Linked DNA regions of Homo sapiens: region 1 is linked to region 2. A link is an interaction called in ENCODE POLR2A ChIA-PET data of the cell type or tissue named here. Cell type or tissue: Panc1. All regions are shown on one strand. Links, peaks and the distances in the headings refer to the core of each region. The heading gives the core; the rest is flanking DNA. Region 1 overlaps SH3PXD2A (SH3 and PX domains 2A). Region 2 overlaps NEURL1 (neuralized E3 ubiquitin protein ligase 1).

Region 1 (11,515 bases), core at 2,264-10,263, 110 kb before region 2:
GTGGCACCCAGGCCTCCTGCCAGGAGAGAGGCTGAAAGAAACCAGGGGAGGCACCATGGTGCCCCACTCTCCCCACACCTGCCCTCCCAAGCCTTCCTGAGAGTCTACAAGGCACTTCTTTCCCAGCACCTCGGGAGGACCTTGGGCAAGACCCTGAAGTGACATCCTTGAAAACAGAGCAGGCTGCCCTCCAGAGGGGCTAGGCCTCGGCTGCGTGGTTGGCACAGCATGTTCTGCAGAAGCCACTTGGGCCAGTGCTGCCTGATTGTGCTGTGCTTGGTGTTTCCAAGCTCATTTGGCCATCGAACCCTTGTCTTAACAAAACACATGTAACTGCTTCCATGAGACCTGGGTTCCATGGACTCCTCTTGGGAGATTACATGACCAGGTGTTAATGGATGAAGTGGGTGCTCAGGGAAGGCTTCACCGAGGAGGTGTCCCTAGAACCTCTGAAGGTCAGACAGAGGAAGGATGCAAGAGGCTGAGCTGGGGGCAGGGATAGGAGAGTTCATCTGGGACACAGATGGAAACAGGGCACATTTCGAGGAAAAGCGGTATGCCGTGGGGCCTCAAGGCATGCAAGGACACCTCATGAGGGGCCGGCTTCTCCTAATCCTGCCCTCGGCCCAGCAAGCTTCTGAGCCCTGTGGACTCCAAGGTCCCGGCAGCCTGGCCGCCATTATCAGGCTGGGAGAGCCGACTCCCTGCTCCCAGGGCCTTGCCTGACAACCTGGGTCCTGGCTGGCTTTGGCACACACTGGGAGCAGCAGTGACCTCTGCTCCCATGGTCTCCCTGCTGCCACCTCTGGGGCCTGGTCCTTCCCTCCCCTGGAGAAGCCAGAGCCAACCCAGTGGACCTTCTTGGCAAGCAGTTGAGCAAAAGCCAGGCCAGGGCAGGAGGAGGGGACAGGAAGCAGGACCTGCACCCCGACCTCAAATAATCTTGCTTGCTTGCTCCCACCCCCAGAGGAGAAGTATGTCACCGTGCAGCCTTACACCAGCCAAAGCAAGGACGAGATTGGCTTTGAGAAGGGCGTCACAGTGGAGGTGATCCGGAAGAATCTGGAAGGCTGGTGGTATATCAGGTAGGGAACCCTTACATTATGAACGAGATGCCTCTCGCCCACCTGGGCCCTGGGCAGAGTGCAAAGTGGCCATGGCCACCTGATGGCAGGTAGATACTGACAGCTTTGTGCCCACGGCACAGGGCTGGGCTGCTGCACCTCTGCACAGCTGAATAGCTCAACCAGAGAATGCTCATCTTGCAAGTTTTCTCCCGGGACGCGTAAAGCAGAGCTTGAGCCACAGCCAGCGGGGCACAGAGGCCCCGGGTCAGCTTGCAGGCTGTGGTGCAATCCCTTCCCACGTATCTGCCAAGAGAGCTCAGCACATCTGAATTTGGTTTTGTGTGTCCGGCCTTGGCTGCCTGGTGTGCTCCACAGCTAGGGCTGCCTGGAGCACTGGCGTCCGCAGGCCTTGCTGAGGTCCCAGCAGGCAACCTCTGCTGCCCAGGCTCAGTACTCAGGGAGGTGGGCTGGGGGCGGGGGCGGGTGCAGGTGCAGGCCTCTTGCAGCCACGTCCCTGGTGGATGGGGACTGGCTGTCCAATCTGCAGGGCTGGCTGCAAGGGCTGGAGCAGAAGTCAGGCCTCGGCTCAGGCCATCGGAGGCTTCTTCCTTCTCTTGCCCCTCCCTCTCCCAGGCCTAATCACAGTTCCCAGCGTAGAATCCTATTGAATGGTATGGGTAGGGAAGTGGGGTCTTTCCTGACCTGCTGGAGGCAAACAATCCCGTGGGTTTCACTCACCATTACCTGGCCAAGACCTACCCTTCCAGGACCCCTGCTCTCAAGAAATGCTCCAGGAGACTTGATCTCAGTAAGTGCTTTTGGTGTCCTTGGAACTGGCTCAGCTGTGATGACTTTGCCCACCTTCTCTCTTCTCTGCCAGTTACCCAGCTGACAGGGATAGTCCTATATCCTTGGGCTCTGGGGACCCCAGATCCACTGTGGGCAGGACATGCATTCTAGGTGGTCTCCGACAGAGGGGACAGGATTGTGCAGTGGCACCAATGTGCCCCAGGGGATGTGAGTACTCGTGGGACAGTTGCTCAGAACATGGTACAACATGATGGCATTAAAGGCTAGTCCATGCTGAGGTCACTGGCCATATGGAGATTGCACCTTAGTCTGACCTGATGGAACATGGCTCCATGGCACGCACCACACCCCCCGCCCCTACCCCGCCCCCACCCCGCCCCACCCCGGAGCCCTGGTGCATATCAGTCAGGAGGGCTGAGATGTCCCTTTCTGTCCCATTGGGTGGGATGGGACTGTGCATCTGGATGTGTATTGTCCAAAGCCAGTGCCCCTAGACTTTTATGTTCTCTGAGCAATGGAAACTAGAGTCAACCCAATCACCCACCAGCCATGAGTTGAACATGGGAAAGCCAGGAAACATTCTGGCAGGCTGGTGGCCTAGCTCACTTGCCTGGAGCTTATCTACAAGGCTGCTTTATTATTATTTTTTTGTTTTCTAAAATGACCAACAAAGTCACTCTGAGCTGCTTCTAGTCCGCTCCTATCCCCATGGCCTAGTCTTACAGCCAGCAGGAGCTTGGACTGAGAAAACCCGGCTGAAAAGATTCCACCTTAAAAAGGCTGCCAGACACCCCCTTAAATATGCCATTTCCCAACATTCCAGGCTCTACGTTGATCCTCATTTCCTGTCTTTCTTCTCCTCCCCCAACCCCTACACACACACACACACACACACACACACACACACACACACACACACACCCTCGCACTCTCCATCGCGCCCTTTCCAGCTTGCTTCCCGCTGGAGTCATTTCATTCTCCATTGCTGGAAAGCAGATGTGAGCAGAGCTGGACCCAGACACACACAGGCACTCCTGATTCCCTTGCGTTTCTCCTCCTGGAATCTTAATTTTACCCATGTAGTGCTGAAGGAACACAAATACAGCACTCGGGGCCCTAAGCAGGCCTGACCGTCACCTCCATGAGCCCCCTCTCCCCATAGCTCTACAGTGTCCATGTAGAAAAATCGTCAGTGAGGGCCAGTGGGCTCATCTTTGTCTTTTCTCTGAGATGCAAGAGCACCAGGCTCTGGGCCAGATGCTGCTAAGCGCTCACTGTGTGACCCCCTTGCTTTTCTGAGCCGTAGTTGTTGGCTCACATAAGATTAGGTATTTTTACTCGTTGCTTCCATCCACCCTTAAAATTCTGTGCTTCTGTTTGCACCCATTGCATCAGGGAGCCAAAGACAGGCCCCTGACTCCCACCCACGTGTTAACTCACCTCTGCCTCCCAATCCCTGGGGAGGCGAGCTTGGCTCAGCCTGCCTGCATGTTTCTGTGACAGAACGTAAGGAGCCACCTCCTACCTGAGCTTTCTCGCAAAGCTCAGACATGTTGATAGGAACTTCAGCTTTCATATTCCTTTTCTCCCACCTAATGAGCGCCCAAGAACAAGGTCAGATCAGGAAGACGGTGGGCGGGGCGGGGGGGGAGGTGTTCAGACATCTGGTGTGGAGGAGCCATTCCAAAGAGCCAGATGTGTCCAGGGAGCAGATGGGGACATTGCAACCCAGACTTGGGGGCACTGGCCAGCGACTACTGGACCAGGAAGTGAAGTCCCCATGGGTTTGGGTGAAAACTCAACACCACGAGGAAAAAAGGAAAAGCTTGTTTTCAGAAGTCATCGAATCACCAGAAATTAAGTCAGCCCTATCATTTGCCTTTTGCCTTTGTTTATGAGCTTTTGGTTTTGTTTCCTTTTGTTTTGTTTTGTTTTTGTTTTGCTTTGGTTTTAGTTTTATCTAGTCATGTGCTTTTGTCTTTTCACTTATGGTTTCTGCTTTTGGAGCCCCACTTAGATTTTCTCAACCCCCAACATTATGTCAATCTTCTATTTGTTAATTCTGCTATATGGTATAAAGCCAGTGTCTGTCTTACTTGTTTTTCCTAACTGGGTCATCAGTTTTCCCCAAATCACTTTTTACATTTTTGGAGGCAGGGTCTCACTCTGTCTCCCAGAGTGGAGTGCAGTGGTATGATCATAGCTCACTGCAGCTTCAAACTTCTGGGCTCAAGCAATCCTCCCACCTCAGCCTCCCAAGCACCTGGGACTACAGGTATGCACCATCACACCCAGCTAATTAAAAAAAAAAAAAATTTTTTTTTGGTAGAGATGAGATCTTGCTATGTAGCCCAGGCTGGCCTTAAACGATCCTCCTGCCTCAGCTTCCCAAAGTGCTGTAATGACAGGTGTAAGCCACCTCGCCCAGCCCCAAATCACTTATTGAATAATGCATCTTTGTTCCACTACAGTAAATTTAGCCTGGTTTGTGAACTTGGTCTGTGACAGTCTATAGAGGATCCACCTACTCTCCCTGCAGTGGCACCACAGCTGTCCCATTCAGTCATCTGGCATGGAGGAGCCATTCCAGCTAAGATGTTGGAGACAGCTTAGTTGATCTCAACATGTCTGTCCTTCTGGGTACATTTTTAGCAGCGACTCTATCCCTGCATCTTGCAAAAGAGACACAAACTGAGCTCCAGGGAAGGGACTTGTGCAAGGTACCACAGACTAGAACTCAGACTGCCTGACTCTCACCTTCTGGAGTCAATTCCCTCTCTAATAATACCTCCCCTTCCTACAGGCCATTTACCTCTACATACCACATCCACACCTTCTTCTTATCTCTCTAATTATCCTCAACTGACTGGGAAGTAGCAGGCCATTATGAAGTCCTCCTTTGGGCAACCCAAAAGTTGATAAATCTGATCCCAAGCTCCCACATTTGCCTGACTTTGCAGAACATGAGAGCCCACCCCAAGAGGGATCAGGCAAAGAAAAAGGAGCATGGTGGGGGGGCAGTGGGAATTGGTGTTCTGGGTGTCTTTTCCATCTACCCTCGGTGCCATTTCTCTCCAGAGTAGTGGGATTGCCAAGCCTTGCAGAACATGGTAGGGAAGGCTCCACTGGGCAAGGCCAGATGGATCCTAGGGCCTGGGAGTGGGCTGTGAGGTCAGAGTGCTCTAATGATAGCACATCCTGCTCCTCCCCACAGATACCTGGGCAAAGAGGGCTGGGCGCCAGCATCCTACCTGAAGAAGGCCAAGGATGACCTGCCAACCCGGAAGAAGAACCTGGCCGGCCCAGTGGAGATCATTGGGAACATCATGGAGATCAGCAACCTGCTGAACAAGAAGGCGTCTGGGGACAAGGAAACTCCACCAGCCGAAGGCGAGGGCCATGAGGCCCCCATTGCCAAGAAGGAGATCAGCCTGCCCATCCTCTGCAATGCCTCCAATGGCAGTGCCGTGGGCGTTCCTGACAGGACTGTCTCCAGGCTGGCCCAGGGCTCTCCAGCTGTGGCCAGGATTGCCCCTCAGCGGGCCCAGATCAGTAAGAGCCTCGCTGACCTCTAGGTCCTCACTGCAAAGCTCCTTAGAGAATGGGCATGGGTGCCGTGAAAGCCAGGGGGGTGCACAGGACCCCCATGGCGTTTTCCTCCTGGGCTACAGACTGGCCTTTGACCCTCACTCTGTCAACTTGTGTCATGCTCATCACAGGAGTGGAGAAGGCAGAGGAGTATGATGACTCAACTGCTCCCAGCTGCTCCACGGAAGCTAGATCACATGAGGATGTGGGTGGTAGCGTTCCCTCCTCTAGTGGAGAGCCAGCAATGGTCACTCTGCAGATACACGCGTTCCAAGAGCAAGAAATGTTTTCTTTTCCTTATGGTAAAGGCTTTATAAATCAAGATAGATGATGTGTAGCTGACTTTTAAAAAATCAAAAAAACACATTTCCCTGGGCTGTTGAATGTGGGTGCTATATGCAGGGCTGCCCTATGGAGTGACAGTCTGTAGAGAAACGTCTTTCTGGGCCTTAGCAGCTCCTTCCCTATGACTTTCCACTCGTTACTGGAAACCTAAGAGACTTGGGAGCTAAGGCTTTACCACTCTACACAGGCAGTTTCAACAGGGCGTTCTTCAAGAATCATCTTCATTTCTACAGGAGACTCCAGGCAGTCTGGCACCCTCCATCTCTGGCCCAATAATGCCTTTTGTTGAGGCTTAAAACTTCCATGTTATAGGAACCTAGCTTTTGTTTGTGTCCAGCCATTCTTAAAATCTGGAGGAAAGCTGTTTCTTTAGTTTAGCTCCACTGGGTTAAGTTAGCTCTCGTGCCTGAAATCTTTTAGGGAACCAGCTGGGAAACAGTTATTGGGCACCTCCTCTTGCCTGGCATTATGCTAGCTTCTATGGATTTAATAGTAAGCAAAAAACAGACATGGTCTCTGCTCCTAACTTTGAAAACCTGATAAATCTATACACCCGTTACCCTGAAAAATGCCCACATAGCTGCACATTTTGAAAAGTGCACATAATTTTAGAGTGTTCATAGATCCCCTGGAAGCACAGCCAAGGTAAAGGTCTATAGTTTCCCCTTGAAAAAGCCCAACCACAGTGCCCATAGTGACTTAGAGTGTCAAGTCCTTCATAAAGGCTGAGCTAAAGCATGAACTTGAAGGATCAGGAGTTAGTTTCACCTAGGGAAGGCAGGTATGGGTACTGTTGCCCATCGTCTGACTAGGATTTCTGAAGCCATGTCTCTTCCTCTAGGCTCCCCGAACCTACGGACAAGACCTCCACCACGCAGAGAATCCAGCCTGGTATGTGTACTGAATTTCTTCTCCCCTTTCCTTCCTTTTCTGTGAATGCGCTATAGCCACCCGATCAATTGGCTATCTTGCGGCAGAGCCTCTTGATCCAGGGGTTTTCCAGAGCCCTGCTGGGGCTTCTAGTTTTGTGGGGCTAGGGGCAGGGAGGGAAGCCTGCAGATCCCAGCCTTCCTGGAGGCCTGGCTGGACAGTTTATAATCGGAAACACACTGCACTCCAAAGCTAAATAAATCCATCCCAGCCACTGCATTGGCAGACATAAACATTTAGACTGCCCGGCAAAAGTGTCCAGCCAGGGCATTGCCAGAGGCTGGAAATGGGGCTCCTGTCCATGCTAGCCTGGAAGCCTTTCAGCTTTCCCTGGTCAGGAATGCCCAGTGGAGGTGGTGGATGGCAGAGTCTGGGAGGGCAGAGGGCAGATCAGTGAACGTCTTCCAGGGAGGAGTGTGAGTTGCAAGGAGTGGCTCACGCCCCAGCTTTAAGAGGTTAACACTGCCAGGGTCCCTGGTTCATGTGGGTGGGGTTTCCTGGTGTCCAGACCCTCGGGCAGGTAGATACGCATCAGGGGCCAGGGCTTGGGGTGCCTGCGATGCTGGTGGCAGGCTGAGAGCCTTGGAACAAAGAACTGTTAGTAAGCGCAGTGGGATGTAGTGGAAAGAGTGTGTCTTCAAGTGCCAGGCATGGATTCGGATTCCACTTCTGACACTTAGAGGCGGAGAGACTGTAGGTAAGCCAGTTGCCCTCTACAAGCTTCAGTGCCCTTATTTATCAGACGGGACAGTACTAGCCATCTCTTAGGGCTGTTGTAAGGATGAAATGAGATGATTTATGTGGGGGGCTAGCAAACAGGTTTCCATTTCCTATGTCAGCTCTTGCCTGCTTGGTAATACTACCTGGTGCACTGGGTTAAGGAGGATTCTGAAGTCACATCTGGGCTTAGCAACAAGAGTTACTGTGGTCAGTGACATCAGCCCTGGCTAAGGGAGATGGCACCAGTCTATGGAAGAGTAGGCCCTCCATAAAAATATGGTTTTTAAAGATTTCATCCCTGGAGATGAGACCTTCCTTGCCTTGGCCATGGACCCCAGTGGAGTTTCTCTTTTTCCTCCTGAGTTTTACACACCCAAACACTGAATTCTCCCTCTCAACCATCTCTCCTAGCCACGGCTAATTATTTTCAGGCAGACTTGATTTTGGCAAGAATGGGGTAATTCCTTCCACACTTACCAAATGTGGGGATTGCTGAGGCAGGGCTGCTGTTTCCAGTTAGGCCCAGCTGCATCCCACCTGGCCAGAGATGTGGCCTGGGCTGAGCCTGGGCTGTGTCTGCTCACATGCACGGCTGCACAGCCAGGCCCTGGGGCCAGGAAAGGTGGCAGATTCTCACTCAATCCCTCAAAACCAGCTTCCTCCCACCCCTCACTCACTCTGCCTCAGCTCAGTTTCAACTGGTGGGGTTAGGACATGCAGAGCCTTGAAGGATGAGGAAGGCTGGGAAGAAGAGAAGTTCAGAAGGAGTGCTGAGTTCCAGCTTCTATTTATTGAGCTCTCCCTATGCCCCTCGCTGGGCCCAAAGTGATGTATGTTATCTCAGGGATCCTCTTCAGGATGCTGGTATTAGTTCCATTTTACAGATGAGAGAACTGAAGTTCAGAGACGTCAAGGGCTTTGCCCAGGGCCACACAGCTGGTAAATTGCTATGATTGGAGTCCAGCCCCAAGGTTGAGGTCTTTCCAGGTCTTCCTGCTACACCAAGCTTCTTCCCGTCCCCTCATCCCTCCCACCTTTTTTTCCCAATTGCTTTATTTGAACCCCTTTGCATGAGGGAGGACATAAATAGCGGGGTACAAAGTCCATTTTAGCTGAGTAGAGACAAGACCATTGAAGCAAAAATATACAATCCACAAGGGCAGGGGGTTGTCCATTTGGTTTCCTACTGGGCGCTCGGTGCCTTAGACCAGTGTCTGGCACCCAGTAGACACACAACAAACAGTTGTTAAATGAATGGGTGAGGCTCACAAACCATGGGCCAAAGCCAGCTTCTAAATGTCCTTGAATGTCATGCTTAGATGCTGCTGTGCCAGTTTCTGAAAAGCATTGAGGATCTCCAATGAGTTCTACCCTGCCCACAGAATATTGCGAGTTTATTTAGTGCTTGCCTGCCTATCTGGCCTTGTCATGATGACCAGCCAAAGACTTTGCTCACTCAACCGCACTGCCTTCTTACACACACACCCCAGACTAGAGACCACTGTGCTCCATTGCCTTGCCTGTGCTGTCAGAAGTCCCACCTGCAGCCCTCACCCCTAGACTCCAGGACAGTGGCTTTCCTTCCTCTCCCACAGGGCAGTGTGCAAGTGCTTTGTTAGAATGATTTCTCTGCTTTTTCTTTCTTTCTTTTTTTTTTTTTTTTTCAGAGACAGAGTCTCACTCTGTCAGTTGGGCTGGAGTGCAGTGGTCTGTTCATAGCTCACTGCAGCCTCGAACTCCTGGGCTCACGCTATTTTCCTGCCTCAGACTCCCAAGTAGCTGGGACCACAGGTGCATAACACCATGTCCACCTAATTTTTGTGTGTGTGTGTGTATGTGTGTGTGGTAGAAATGGGGTCTCACTATTTGCCCAGGCTGATCTCAAACTCCTGGCCTCAAGCAGTCCTCCCACCTGGGCTTCCCAAAGCACTACGATTACAGGAGATTTCTCTGCTTTTTAATTTTCATTTTGAGATTCAGCTATTGAGGCATCTGAAAACTAGACCTCCAGAGATGTAAGATTAGAAATTACTGCATTAATAATGAGCATTTTGTGCTGGGCACAGTGGCTTATGCCTGTAATTCCAGCACTTTGGGAGGCTGAGGCAGGAGGATTGCTTGAGCCCAGGAGTTTGAGACCAGGCAAAACCCTGTCTCTAGTTTTTTTCTCTTTTTTTTTTTTTTTTAAAGAATAGAATAATTTAATTAAAATGTGCAATATTTTGATGAAGAAAAATCACAAAAATGAATTGAAGGCCTGGCAGAATGGAAATAAGGTACATTTATGGATGAGAAGACTCGGTATTATTCAATTTTATCCCTAATCTGTAAATTCGATGAAATTCTAATTTAAATCCCAACACAATTTTTCTTTTTTTTTTTTTTTTTTTTCTTGACATGGAATGGTGTCTTTATTTTTGGGGGCTGCTGTAACAAAGTACCACACACTGGGTGGCTTAACAGCAGAAACGTGTTGTCTCCCAGTTCTAGGGGCGAGGAGATCAGGGTGCCGACAGGGCCTCGTTCCCTGGGAAGGCGTGGGAGGAGGACCTGTTCCCCGCCTCTCTCCCGGCTTCCGGGACTCCGGAAGCCTGACTCCAGGCTTCACGTGGTGTTCTCCCTGCTGGTGGGTCTGCCTCTGTCCTGTGTTCTTTTTTTTTTTTTTTTTTTTAAATTGATCATTCTTGGGTGTTTCTCGCAGAGGGGGATTTGGCAGGGTCATAGGACAATAGTGGAGGGAAGGTCAGCAGACAAACAAGTGAACAAAGGTCTCTGGTTTTTCTAGGCAGAGGACCCCGAGGCCTTCCGCAGTGTTTGTGTCCCTGGGTACTTGAGATTAGGGAGTGGTGATGACTCTTAACGAGCATGCTGCCTTCAAGCATCTGTTTAACAAAGCACATCTTGCACCGACCTCAATCCATTTAACCCTGAGTGGACACAGCACATGTTTCAGAGAGCACAGGGTTGGGGGTAAGGTCACAGATCAACAGGATCCCAAGGCAGAAGAATTTTTCTTAGTACAGAACAAAATGAAAAGTCTCCCATGTCTACTTCTTTCTACACAGACGCGGCAACCATCCGATTTCTCAATCTTTTCCCCACCTTTCCCCCCTTTCTATTCCACAAAACCGCCATTGTCATCATGGCCCGTTCTCAATGAGCTGTTGGGTACACCTCCCAGACGGGGTGGTGGCCGGGCAGAGGGGCTCCTCACTGCCCAGTAGGGGCGGCCGGGCAGAGGCGCCCCTCACCTCCCGGACGGGGCGGCTGGCCGGGCAGGGGGCTGACCCCCCCACCTCCCTCCCGGACGGGGCGGCTGGCCGGGCAGAGGGGCTCCTCACCTCCCAGTAGGGGCGGCTGGGCAGAGGCGCCCCTCACCTCCCGGACAGGGCGGCTGGCCTGGCGGGGGCTGACCCCCACCTCCCTCCCGGACGGGGTGGCTGCTGGGCGGAGACGCTCCTCACTTCCCAGACGGGGCAGCTGCCGGTCGGAGGGGCTCCTCACTTCTCAGACGGGGCGGCTGCCGGGCGGAGGGGCTCCTCACTTCTCAGACGGGGCGGTTGCCAGGCGGAGAGTCTCCTCACTTCCCAGACGGGGCGGCTGGGCAGAGAGGCTCCTCACCTCCCAGACGGGGTCGCGGCCGGGGAGAGGCGCTCCTCACATCCCAGACGGGGCGGCAGGGCAGAGGCACTCCCCACATCTCAGACGATGGGCGGCTGGGCAGAGACGCTCCTCACTTCCTAGATGGGATGGCGGCCGGGAAGAGGCGCTCCTCACTTCCTAGATGGGATGGCGGCCGGGCAGAGACGCTCCTCACTTTCCAGACTGAGCAGCCAGGCAGAGGGGCTCCTCACATCCCAGACGATGGGCGGCCAGGCAGAGACGCTCCTCACTTCCCAGACGGGGTGGCGGCCGGGCAGAGGCTGCACTCTCCGCACTTTGGGAGGCCAAGGCAGGCGGCTGGGAGGTGGAGGTTGTAGGGAGCCGAGATCACGCCGCTGCACTCCAGCCTGGGCACCATTGAGCACTGAGTGAACGAGACTCCGTCTGCAATC
Region 2 (11,515 bases), core at 1,736-9,735:
CTGAGTCCTGTCACCATGGATTTGACTCACCAAGCAAAGCAGTGGCCGTGGGTGTCTACGGAGCCCACCATTAGTGTCATTTTGGGAAGCTCAAGTGAACATGGATGGTGCTTTGTGAGTCAACATCACTGTCCGGCCAAAGCTTGCAGCCAGAGACCTAGAGCTTATAAGTGACTTACCCACAAACAGTCTTACACCAAGGCCAGGGCTGGAGCCTGGGCCTCCCAGGTGTCAGCTCAGAGGTTGCTCTACCGGCCCCTTCATCTGCTGATGGCCCCAGGAAGTCTCCTCTAGAAGAGGAAGGAGGTTCTAGCTCTTCCCTTCCTCCCAGGGTACAAGACCTCCACCCTGATCATCAAACCCCACCCAGGGAGAGAATCTCAACCCAATTCCAGAATACTGAGCTCCAAAATGGACTCTTGACCACAAGACTGAAACACAATCACAAATCCTGGACCCTGAAACGGAAACCTGCCCTCCAGGAATGGAACCCTCATCCTCAACCTGGAACCCATACTCCCAAATGGGAGCCTCAAGATCAGCCCAAAATCTTGCCTGCAGAAATAGCACCTTCACCCCAAAATACCACCTCATGCCTCAGGAACTGAGAACCTTAGCACCAGACAGAAAACCTCCACTTTCAGAAAAAGTCCTGAATCTTGGGGAGGGAGCTCTCTCTTCAAAAGCCGATCTGGCCTCTTCTTATACAGAAATGAGCCGCACAATGACATTTCGTTCAATGACAGATCACATATAAGACAGTGATCCCATAAGATTATGACGGAGCTGAAAAATTCCTATCACCCAGTGATGTCGTAGCCATGATAACATCATCGTGCAATGCATTATGTTACCTTTTCTATGGTTAGGTGCATAAATACTTACCCTTGTGTTACCACTGCCTGCGGTATCTAGCACAGTAATGCTATATAGGTTTGTAGCCAAGGAACAATAGGCCACAACACATAGCCTAGATGTGCAGGAGGCTACACCATCTAGGTTTGTGTAAGTGCACTCTGTGCTGTTCCCCTATGACGAAATCGCCTAACAACACAATTCTCAGAATGTGTCCCCATTGTTAAGCCACACACAACTGTATTTGGTTTCTTTCTCTTTTTTTTTTTTTTTTTTGAGACAGAGTCTTGCTCTGTCACCCAGGCTGCTGGAGTGCAGTGGTGCGATCTTGGCTCACTGCAGCCTCTGCCTCCTGGGTTCAAGTGATTCTCCTGCCTCAGCCTCCTGAGTAGCTGGGACTAACAGGTGTGCGCCACCACACCCAGCTAATTGTTTTGTATTTTTAATAGAGATGGGCTTTCGCCATGTTGGCCGGGCTGGTCTCGAACTCCTGACCTCAGGTGATCCACCCGCCTCAGCCTCGTGCTAAGGAGGTGAAGCTAAGCCAAAGCCACCCAAAGTGCTGGGATTACAGACATGAGCCACCGCACCTGACCCTGTATTTGGTTTCTTTAACACAACCTCAACTTGGGGGATCAGATGAGGAAACCCAAGATCCCTAAAACAGCTTCTTTCACATTTTGCTGTGAAGGAGGCAGGACTCCCTCATGCACACAGAGCCCTAGTTTCCTGGCGGGCTGCCCTCTGAGGCCGAAACTTTCATGTGAGTGGCATTCTGCTCCCTCATGACCTATCCCAACCGCTTCCTCCAACCCCTGGGCCCACATCAGGGTCTGCATGTCTGGCTGGTCTCCTCAGTCCCACAGATCTGCAAACGCCAGCCTCAGAAAGGGAAAACCCCTTCTGCCCCTCTCAGGCACTGGCTAAGCCCTCTCAGCCCTCCAAAGAGGGGGTTTCCTGCATGGGACTTGCGGAGGGGTGGGTGAGAAAGTCTGTCCACCCAGACAGGGCTGGCACTCCATTGAGTCCAAGGTCTGCCTTTGTCCCTCGGGGCTGGAAGAGAAGTCAGGGCGCTCAGAGACAGAAAGAGGTCCTAGCTGTATCCTGAGGATGAGAGTCGCAAATGGATGTCACCCTAATGCTAATTCAAAGAGGTCCCATGAAGAGACCCAGGAAGAATCTGAGTGAGATTTGGAAGATCGGACTTTCACAGTCCTGTGGCAATTCGGACTCAGTGTCTCCTCTGTAAAGTGTGCTGTGAATTCTGTCATGGGAGGGGAGAGGGGTTGGTTACATGCTTTTCAAATTCGAGGGACCTGACCCTGTGAGAAGTCCCCAAGCCCAGGGGCGGAGACAAACAGGCGTTTCCTCCTCTCCCCACTTTCCCAGCTGTTGCCTGGTTCTCAGCTGCTCTTCCGCATTCTGTTTTACTACAGGGCCATCCATCCAGTCCCTCTTGCTTGTCCATCCCTTGACAGTTTTATAATTTAATAAGTGCTGAGCCCCAGGGTGGGGGTCTGGGGCTTTGATCTCCACTCTGGGAAAGCCAGAGCAACCTTGGCCTGTCCCGGCTGATTTATGGCCACCTTTCAGGGGCTTGTGTGTGTGTGGCTGGGAACTGGAACCTACAGGGAGGCGAGCCACCTGAGAGAGCCTGGCTGGGGCAGGGCTGCAGGTCCCTGGCAGAAAAGAAGCCAGGTGCACATCACACCGCAGGTGCTGCCTCTGCCCTCCTGGGAGCCACCTGTGACAGGCAGAGAGGACATTAATGATTGATGGTGTCCCAAGGGGTAGGGATGGAACCACAGCTCAGAGCCTGCCCAGCCTGCTCACCTGTCTCTCTTCCTGGCTGTAAAACCTCACACCCACGGCAGGAGCACAGGTCCCAAGTGTGCACACCCTGACCTTCCACAGAGCCCCCAGGTGCATGTTGACCACTGCCACAGATGTCAGGATTCAGAGATGGCACAAGCAGCTCCCCAACAGCTCCCTCTCCTGGACCCACCTCCAGAGCTTCAAGTTGACCTTCTAAAGTATCTCCCGAGTCAATCTGCTCGCCTGCCCAACTCTGACAGAAGCCACACCTCTCTCCTTGCATAAAGGACTGCAGTGGACTCCTGCCTGGCCCCTCTCCACCCCTCCCCATCTCTTGCCCCAAGAGCCTACTAGCACATCTAAGTGATCCTGTCACTCTTCTGTTTAAGGCTCTTCAGTGACTCCCCTCAGGCGTCACACTCTAAGCAGAGGAGCATCTGCATCACATTTAGGGCCAGCACTTGTCCCCCTCAGGTGTTCCTCTGGAGTCAGCTTCCAGCAGCTCCTAAGAGCATCATCCTGCAAGGTCAGAGCCTGGGGATCTTGTTACTGCTTGGTCCAATCCAGCTGTATGACCTTGGGCAGGTCACTTTCCCACTCTGGGGCCAAGGGGACCTGAGATGAGAAAGCAGGTAGGGCAAAACAATCTCCATGATACACTTGGGTTCTGATGTTTGAATCAGTGGCCACCAGCCCTTCCACCAGGAACCAAGCACAGGCCTGACTTTGTGCCTGTGCTTGGTACCTGCCAGACCTTCTCCCTTCGGGAAGAATGTGTTTAAAGGAACATTAGCTGGAAAGAGCAGGGCAAGAAAAGGAAAAGAAAGCAGAAGTGGGCCGGGCACAGCGGCACACACCTGTAATCCCCCGTACTTTGGGAGGCCGAGGCAGGCAGATCACTTGAGGTCAGGAGTTCAAGACCAGCCTGGCCAACATGGTGAAACCCTGTCTCTACTAAAAATACAAAAATTAGCTGGGCGTGGTGGTGCACACCTGTAGTCTCAGCTATTTGGGAGGCTGAGGCATGAGAATCGCTTGAACCCGGGAGGTGGAGGCTGCAGTGAGCCAAGACTGCACCACTATACTCCAGCCTGGGCGACAGAGTGAGACTCCGTCTCAAAAAAAAAAAAAGCAGACAGCAGACGTGAAGGAGGAGGAGGAGGAGGAAGAAGGGAGGACCCTCCTGCCAATAAGGACCGACTGAATTGGACAAGGCAGGGCCCTGAGTATGTCAGGGCAGAGACCATGCCCAGTACTCACCTCTCAATTCTCCATACCCAGCACCATGCCTAGCTCAGAGCAGGCACCAATACATGAAATGAATCAGCTAGAATATCCTTACAGCCTCATTCTACCCTGATTGGGCCAGAGTGCCTCCTCCCCTCCCTCTCAGGGGCACCTGGACACCCATACTTGGACACACATACTCTGGACTGCCCCATGCCCTGGAGAACATCAGCCTCTCAGCAGACACCAGGCAGGGGCTGGGGCAAGCCAAGTGGGAAGGATGAAGGTGAAAGCCAAGAGCATGTGGACCTGCCATCATCTTAATCCTAGCAACCTCGCCTGTCAACGTTCTCCCTTTTCCGTCCTTACCCCAACCGCTGGAGCAGCCAGGATGGCATTCTAGGGCAACAAGGCTAAAGAAGGCCATCTGGGTAAGCCAGCAGACATACTTCCCTCTTCTGTCCCCCCATCCCAAGAAGGGCCCTCTCTCCTCCTCCTCCTCCCCTGTCCCCACACAGTCTGTGATCAGCAATGTACTTCCACGGACAGAATGAGTGAGAAGCGGGTGGGACACCTCTGAGAGGCAAGGAAGCAGCTACTTAATGATTTTCTGCTGAAAGTTCCTTGGCCAGGAGGGCTGGGGTGACTCTGGCCAGGGCTCAGCCCTGCTGTACCCGGCAGCAGCTCTGAGCCAGTCCTGAGCTCCTTCTCCTAAGAACACCCTTCATGTGGCCTCCATACCCAGCTCAACTGGGGTAGTACTGCCCCGTCTAGGGTGCTTTTTAAGATACAGAAGAGCTGGCTGGCTGGACATGGTGGCTCATGCCTGTAAACCCAACACGTTAGGAGGCTAAGGTGGGAGGATCACTTGAGGCCAGGAGTTTGAGACCAGCCTGGGCAACATAGTGACATCCTGTCTCTACAAAAATTAAAAAATTAGCCAGGGCTGAGAGCAATGGCTGAAGCCTGTAATACCAACATTTTGGGAGGCCAAGGTGGACAGATCACCTGAGGTCAGGAGTTCAAGACCAGCCTGGCCAACATGGCAAAACCTTGTTTCTACTAAAAAATACAAAAATTAGCCAGGTGTGGTGGTAGGTGCCTGTAATCCCAGCTATTCGGGAGGCTGAGGCAGAGAGAATTGCTTGAACCCAGACATGGAGGTTGCAGTGAGCTGAGATCGCACCAGTGCACTCCAACCTGGGCAGCAGAGCAAGACTCCGTCTACCAAAAAAAAAAAAAAAAAAATTAGCTGGGCTTGGTATTGTGTGCCTGTAGACCCAGCTACTCAGGAGGCTGAGGTGGGAGGATTGCTTGAGCCCAGAAGGTTGAGGCTGCAGCAAGCCAAGGTCACAACCACCACACTCCAGAGCCTGGATAACAAGGCAAGACTTTGTTTCTTTAAAAAAAAAAAAAAAAAGATACAGGAGAGCTATTATTTTTTTAATGGCACATTGGCATTTGGAGCGGCCAGTGGCATTTAATCGGCAGAGGCCAAGGATGAGAAATGAACAGTTCTCGCCTAACGTGCTAGTAGCTTCCCATCTAGGAACTGAGGCCAACCCCTACTCATTTTCAGGTCACTTCCTAGAGAAACCTTCCCTGATCCCCAAGACCAAGTCAAGTTCCCCCCTTATAGCTCCCTAGTTTCTCCTTCAAAGCCTTTACCCAGAGATAATTGTTTGGGTAAGAAATTAAAGAAGTAGTGGAGAAGAACTGTTAAAGATAGCGGGGCCTCTGGCCTCCAGGAGGTGGAACGTAAACACCCACCCCTGTGGAGCGTAACCCCCCCACCGCTTAAGTGTGGGCTGCACACAGTGACTTCCTTCCAAAGAATGCAATAGAAAGGGAGGAAAGTGTAACTTTAACTGCACAATGGAGAGACCTGACAAGCACTCCCTCAGCCAGGCGCTCAAGGTCAACATCAACAGCAATGAGTCATGTTGACAGCATGTGCCGTTGATATGATGGGAAATGGCACTTTACCTCTGTGGTCTTTCACTCCAAAACCTAAAACCGCAATCTAATCATGAGAAGAACACCACAAAAATCCCAATAGAGAGACAGTCTACAAATACGTAACCAGTAATCCTCAAAACTGTCAAGGTCATCAAAAGCAAGGAAAGTGTGAGAAATTGTCACAACCAAGAGGAGGGAGACTAAGAAAACATGACAACAGGCCAGGCACAGTGGCTCCCGCCTGTAATCCCAGCACTCTGGGAGGCCGAGGAGGGCAGATCACAAGTTCAGGGGTTCAAGACCAGCCTGACCAACATGGTGAAACCCCAGCTCTCTAAAAATACAAAAATTAGCCGGGCGTGGTGGTGTGTGCCTGTAATCCCAGCTACTCAGGAGGCTGAGGCAGAAGAATACCTTGAACCTGGAAGGCAGATGTTGCAGTGAGCTGAGATGGCGCCACTGCACTCCAGCCTGGGCGACAGAGTGAAATTCTGTCTCCAAAAAGATAAATAAATAAATAAATAAATAAATAAATAAATAAATAAATAAAATACTAGCCAGGCATGATGGTGCACACCTGTAGTCTTAGCTACTCAGGAGGCTGTGGAGGGAGGATCCATTGAGCCCGGGGGGTGAGGCTGCAGTGAGCTGTGATCACGCCACTGCACTCCAACCTGGGCAGCAGAACAAGACCCTGTCTCAAAAAAAAAAAAAAAAAAAAGCCAGGGGGAGCACAGCATGAGCTCTAGCACATATATGTTAGCAATTGTGATCTCCAGATTCATTTTTATGCATTTGTCATTTTTGTTCCCATCTGCCTTCCCACTAAAGGGTAAGCTGGAAGTGGTGAGCACTCACCTATTGCATTTCTCACCGTATCGGCGTGCCCAGGAAGGTGTCTAGCCCACGGCTGATGGCCCTCAGCTGATGCTTAGTTTAACAATGAAATGAGCTCTCCCACCTACCTCTTACCGTCCCCATCAGTGCATCCCACAAACCCCAACTCTCATCCTCAGAGAACTTCAGTTCCCAAGCCCAGTGCCAGAGCCCCACCTCCCCTTGGAACTGTCACTAGAGCAGAGAAAAAGCCAAGGCCTCCCACCTGCCTCCCAGTGACTCCTGCTTATTCCTCCTCCTCTTCTCTTAGCCCTTCTTTTTCTCTAAGTTCTGCCCTCTTACCCCCTACAAGTGTCAACACCTGCTCATTTCCCAAAGCCATCCGGGGGATGACTCCTGATAAGCATCTTTTAATAAACTCTGGAGCTGGATCTGTCATCCAGAAGCTATATTCTCCCTCTCCCCAGCCCCTCACCACCTCCCACTTCCTGGGCTGGCCCATTAGCGCCTCTGGTCTGGCCAGGCGGGACCCACAGGCTCCACAGGGCCTTTGGACTCTGGCTTGCTGGAAATGGCCAAAAGGCAGCCCAGGCTATTTGGGAAGCTGGCCCTCCTATCGGCCAGCTTGTCTCAGCAGCCAGGGCCAGTTCTGCCTGTGCCACCGAGCCTGATGCTGGCCAGTTCACTTCCCTCCATCCCTGAGGCAGGTTTCCCAGGCGTTACCAAGGAGACCACTTGCATCCTGCCCAGGGTTGCCAAAGCAACCGGCTCAGCGTGAAGCAGCCCCTCAGTTCTAGCCCCTGGGTGTGCAGGTCCAGGAATGAGACAGGCACAAACTAACAGGAAACAGGCGGCCCTGGCACACCCTGGGCAGTGCCCAGCTCCCACCCTCCTTCCTATCCTCACTCTTCCTCCTTTTCTTACTGCTTTTGCTCGTCCTGCCTCCATCTTGGGCTCTGTGATTTAGAACCAATGCCTGTGCCTCACTGTGCACACCTTGGAAGTGAGCACATGCCATCTGCTATGGACTGAATTTTACCCGCCCCCTCAATATTCATATATTGAAACCCTAATGCCCAATATGACTATATTTGGAGATAGGGTCTTTAGGAGGTAATTAAGTTAAATGAGGTCAGAGGGGTGAGGTCCTGATCTGATAGGATTAGCGGCTTTATAATAAGAGGAAGAGAGAAAGATCGTTCTCGCTCCATATGCACACACCAAGGACAGGCCATGTGAGGCCACAGCAAGAAGGAGCCACCTGAAAGCCAGGAAGAGGGCCCTCAATGGAACCTGACAGTGCTGGCACCTTGATCTCAGACTTCCAGCCTCCAGGACTCTGAGAAAATGCATTTCCATTGTTTAAGCCATCCAGTCTGTAGTATTTTGTTATGGCAGAACAAGCCGACTAAGACACCATCCCAGAGGGCCCAGGAAAAGAGTCCTAATATGGAGAAATTCCCCCCAAGATCAGTTTCCTCGCTGATCAGCTTTGGTGTCCTGAGTAGAGATCCCAGCCCTGCTCTTTCCTAGCTCAGTGTTTCTGGGCAGCACTCTTCACATCCATTAATCTCAGCTGTCTCGTGTATAAAATGGGAATAATAAGAGCCTGGCACAGTGGTGTGCGCCTGCAGTCCCAGTTACTCAGGAGGCTGAAGCAGGAGGATCGCTTGAGCCCGGGAGTTTGAATCTAGCCTGGGTAACATACAGAGACTCTGTCTCTACAATAAATAAATAATGGCCGGGTGTGGTGGCTCACGCCTATAATCCCAGCACTTTGGGAGGCCGAGACGGGCAGACCTCCTGAGGTCAGGTGTTCGAGACCAGCCTGGCCAACATGGCAAAACTCTGTCTCTACTAACAATACAAAAATTAGCTGGACTTTGGTGGCAGGCGCCTGTAGTCCCAGCTACTCAGGAGGCTGGGGCAGGAGAATCACTTGAACCCGGGAGGCAGAGGTTGCAGTGAGCTGAGATCACGCCATTGCACTCCAGCCTGGGTGACAAGAGGGAAACTCCGTCTCAAAATAATAATAATAATAATAATAATAATAAATAAAGTGGGAATAATACCTACCTCTCCTTTATGGGGAGATTAAATGAATTTATTTACATGAATACACCTAGCATCAGAACTTGGGCTTCTTAAAAATCCTTTCATTGCTGGTTTTTGTTGTTTTTTTTTCCTGCCTATGAGCAGTGGTCCTGCTGCCCATAGCTGTGGGTTGGAAATGCTTTCAGACTTGCCCATGGGAACTCCAGATGAGCAGGTCAGCTTGGCTGTCACGCCCAGCCCTTTCAGCGTGGCCTAGGACAGAAGGCTGACAGCCTCTGTGAACCTCTCAGCAGCTCAAGATGCCTCATCTCCTCCTCTCCCCAGCCTGCCTTCCACCACTGTTGGTGCTGTTGAAATAAAATCACTACATGCATCTTGCTCAAAAGCTGTCCATGGCTCCCAATGCCTACAGGATAAAATCTAACCTCCTCGTCCTAATATCATAGGCCCTCCAAGATATGACCCTAGCCTACCTTCAAAGATTGACCTGTTAACCTCCCCACTGGGGACCCCACATCCAGGCAAGAGGACTGCTCACCATCCCTGAACACATCCTGTGTTTCTCTGCCTCTGTGCCTTTGCTGCCAGCCCACTCACCAAGACACCTTTCTAGCTCCCCTCCAAATCTCCCCCATCCAACTCTGGGCTCTCCTCCTCTGAGGAGCCTGGTCCCACCTCCTCCAAGCATGCAAGAGTAGGACTGTTCTGAGGCCCCAGAGTCACAACAGTTCTCAGATCTTGAGGACCCTGTTAAACACGCAGGTTTGAGGGTCCCATCCCCAATATATTCTGAGTCAGCGGGTCTGAGCTGGGGGCTGGGAACCTGCATGGTATACATGCTTCCAGCTAATGCTGATGCAGGCAGTAGAAAAACCTCACTCTGAGAAACACTGGCCCCAAAGAACCACAAGTTTCCTCCAAAGTGTCTAAAACCCCGAAGAAAGCGTAAGGGGGAGGAGGCTGGGAATTCCAGACTAGCACAGCCCTCCTGATCTTCTGGTTAGCCAAGGGAGAAAGCATCAAGAACCCCATTGTGTGCCCTTTCCCGGCCCTGGGGCTCTGTCCAGAGACGCAAAAATTACTCCCCCATCTCTCTCCCACAATGAAAGACAGAGCCCACCCAAGGCTAAATGCTACAGGGGCAGGATAATACAGCGATCACAATAATAAACTCTAAAGTCTGAGAGCCCTGGCTTTGAATCCCAGCCCCATCAGTTTCTAACTGTGTGGACTGGGATAAGTTACTTAACCTCTCTTAGCCCCTTTTCCCCCATCTGTAAAACAGTGACAATGCTACCTCCTTCTGTAGGTTGTTGGGAGGGTATTAATGGAAATAATCCACATATAAGAACTTGGTACAAAGTAACCACCCAGTGCATGGTAGCTATTGTAAATATTATTATGATAATTAACATAACAGGGTTCAAAGGTAAAACCGAACTGAAAACCAACAGGGCATGCAGGATGGGTGCTCTGGGTTCAACACGGGGCTGACGCAGCCAGTCACTCTGAGGAGGCCACCAGGCACCCCCTAGATCCGTCTGCTGCATTCCCGGGGGTGGAGAGCTGGATGAGCTCACCTAATCTGCAAGCGTCATGACAACCAAGGAAGGAGCCCAGACAAGAGCTGAGGGAAGATCTGTGGGTTGACCAAAGAATGGAGACCTTGAATATCCCATTATGGTGACTGAAGCGGGGAAGGGTATGATGAAGATAGTACTTTGGGAGAATCACTCCGGCAGCATCGAAGGAGGGACCGGAGGCAGAGAAGCCAATTAGGATGGCAGCTGTGGCAATATCTGGGATGAGGACTCAGATAGGGGAAGTAGCAGCGAGAATGTGAATGCAGAAAAATGGCTAGAGGCTGAGCACAGTGGCCCCAGCATTTTGGGAGGCCAAGGCAGGAGGTCTGCTTGAGTCCAGGAGTTCCAGACCATCCTGGGCAACATGGCAAGATGCCATCTCTTAAAAAAAAACCTACAGAAATAAGCCAGGAGTGGTGGCGTGGGCCTGTGGTCCCAGCTACTTGGGAGGCTGAGGCAGGAGGATCACTTGAGCCCAGGAGGTTGAGGCTTCAATGAGCCAAGATCCACCACTGCACTCCAGCTGAAAGAAAAGAAAAGAAAAGAAAAGAAGGAAGGGAAGGAGGAAGGAAGGGAAGGAAAGAAGGAAGGAAGGAAGGAGGGAAGAAGAGAAGGAAGGAAGGAAGGGAGGGAAGGAGGGAGGGAGGGAGAGAAAGAAAAATAGCTAAGACCTTGTCCAAGGATGAGCCTTCCCCTGCCCCTGCTCTCATCCCCAGAGAGTAGTGAGGAAATTCAGGGTCTACAGACACTCTGGCCCACCACAAGAATCAAGACCCTTAGTCAACCTTTGCAGCTTCTCCTTCAGCCCCCCAGCAGCCTCAGCCATCATAGAAAAGAGACTGAAAACAACAGGTGTCTCGCTGGCGTCACACCCAGCCAGAGCTGGAGGGGGACGGCCTTCCTACAACTGTCACAACCAGTGACTTTGTGAAGTATCCAATTCAAGAAGCACCACCTTTTGAAAGATGGGAGGTGTACTCTTAGGTGTATACCCAGAAGAACCGAAAACAGGTGTTCAAACAAAGACTTAGACACAGATGTTCATAGCAGCATTATTCATGAAAACCAAAAGGTAGAAACATCCTAAAGTCCACCAACTGATGAATGGATAAGTGAAATGTGGCATACTCTTACAATAGAATATTATTCAACCACAAAAGGAAAAAAGGTGCACGCTACAACAT

Evidence for each region. Peaks named below come from ENCODE experiments on the same cell type or tissue, not always from the same donor. Only the 100,000 strongest peaks of a DNase experiment are listed, where the experiment ranks them.
Region 1: POLR2A ChIA-PET joins it to region 2 with 14 read pairs; 2 of 35 experiments call an interaction of 5 or more read pairs at or near these places.

Annotation. Positions count from the first base shown.
Region 1 is chr10:103,606,767-103,618,281 of GRCh38, reverse strand. It overlaps SH3PXD2A (SH3 and PX domains 2A), which reads left to right. Exons shown (of 15, transcript NM_001394015.1): 11 at 968-1,085; 12 at 5,092-5,429; 13 at 6,652-6,701. Among named protein-coding and RNA genes, the nearest start is that of NEURL1-AS1, 95 kb to the right of the region's middle. RefSeq lists an enhancer at 10,061-10,918. In Panc1, for the core only: no CTCF peak of the experiment used is centred there; no DNase peak of the experiment used is centred there.
Region 2 is chr10:103,498,851-103,510,365 of GRCh38, reverse strand. All of the region lies in intron 1 of NEURL1 (neuralized E3 ubiquitin protein ligase 1), which reads right to left. All of the region lies in intron 2 of NEURL1-AS1 (NEURL1 antisense RNA 1), which reads left to right. Among named protein-coding and RNA genes, the nearest start is that of NEURL1, 11 kb to the right of the region's middle. RefSeq lists an enhancer at 5,580-5,874. In Panc1, for the core only: no CTCF peak of the experiment used is centred there; a DNase peak (open chromatin) is centred at 5,854.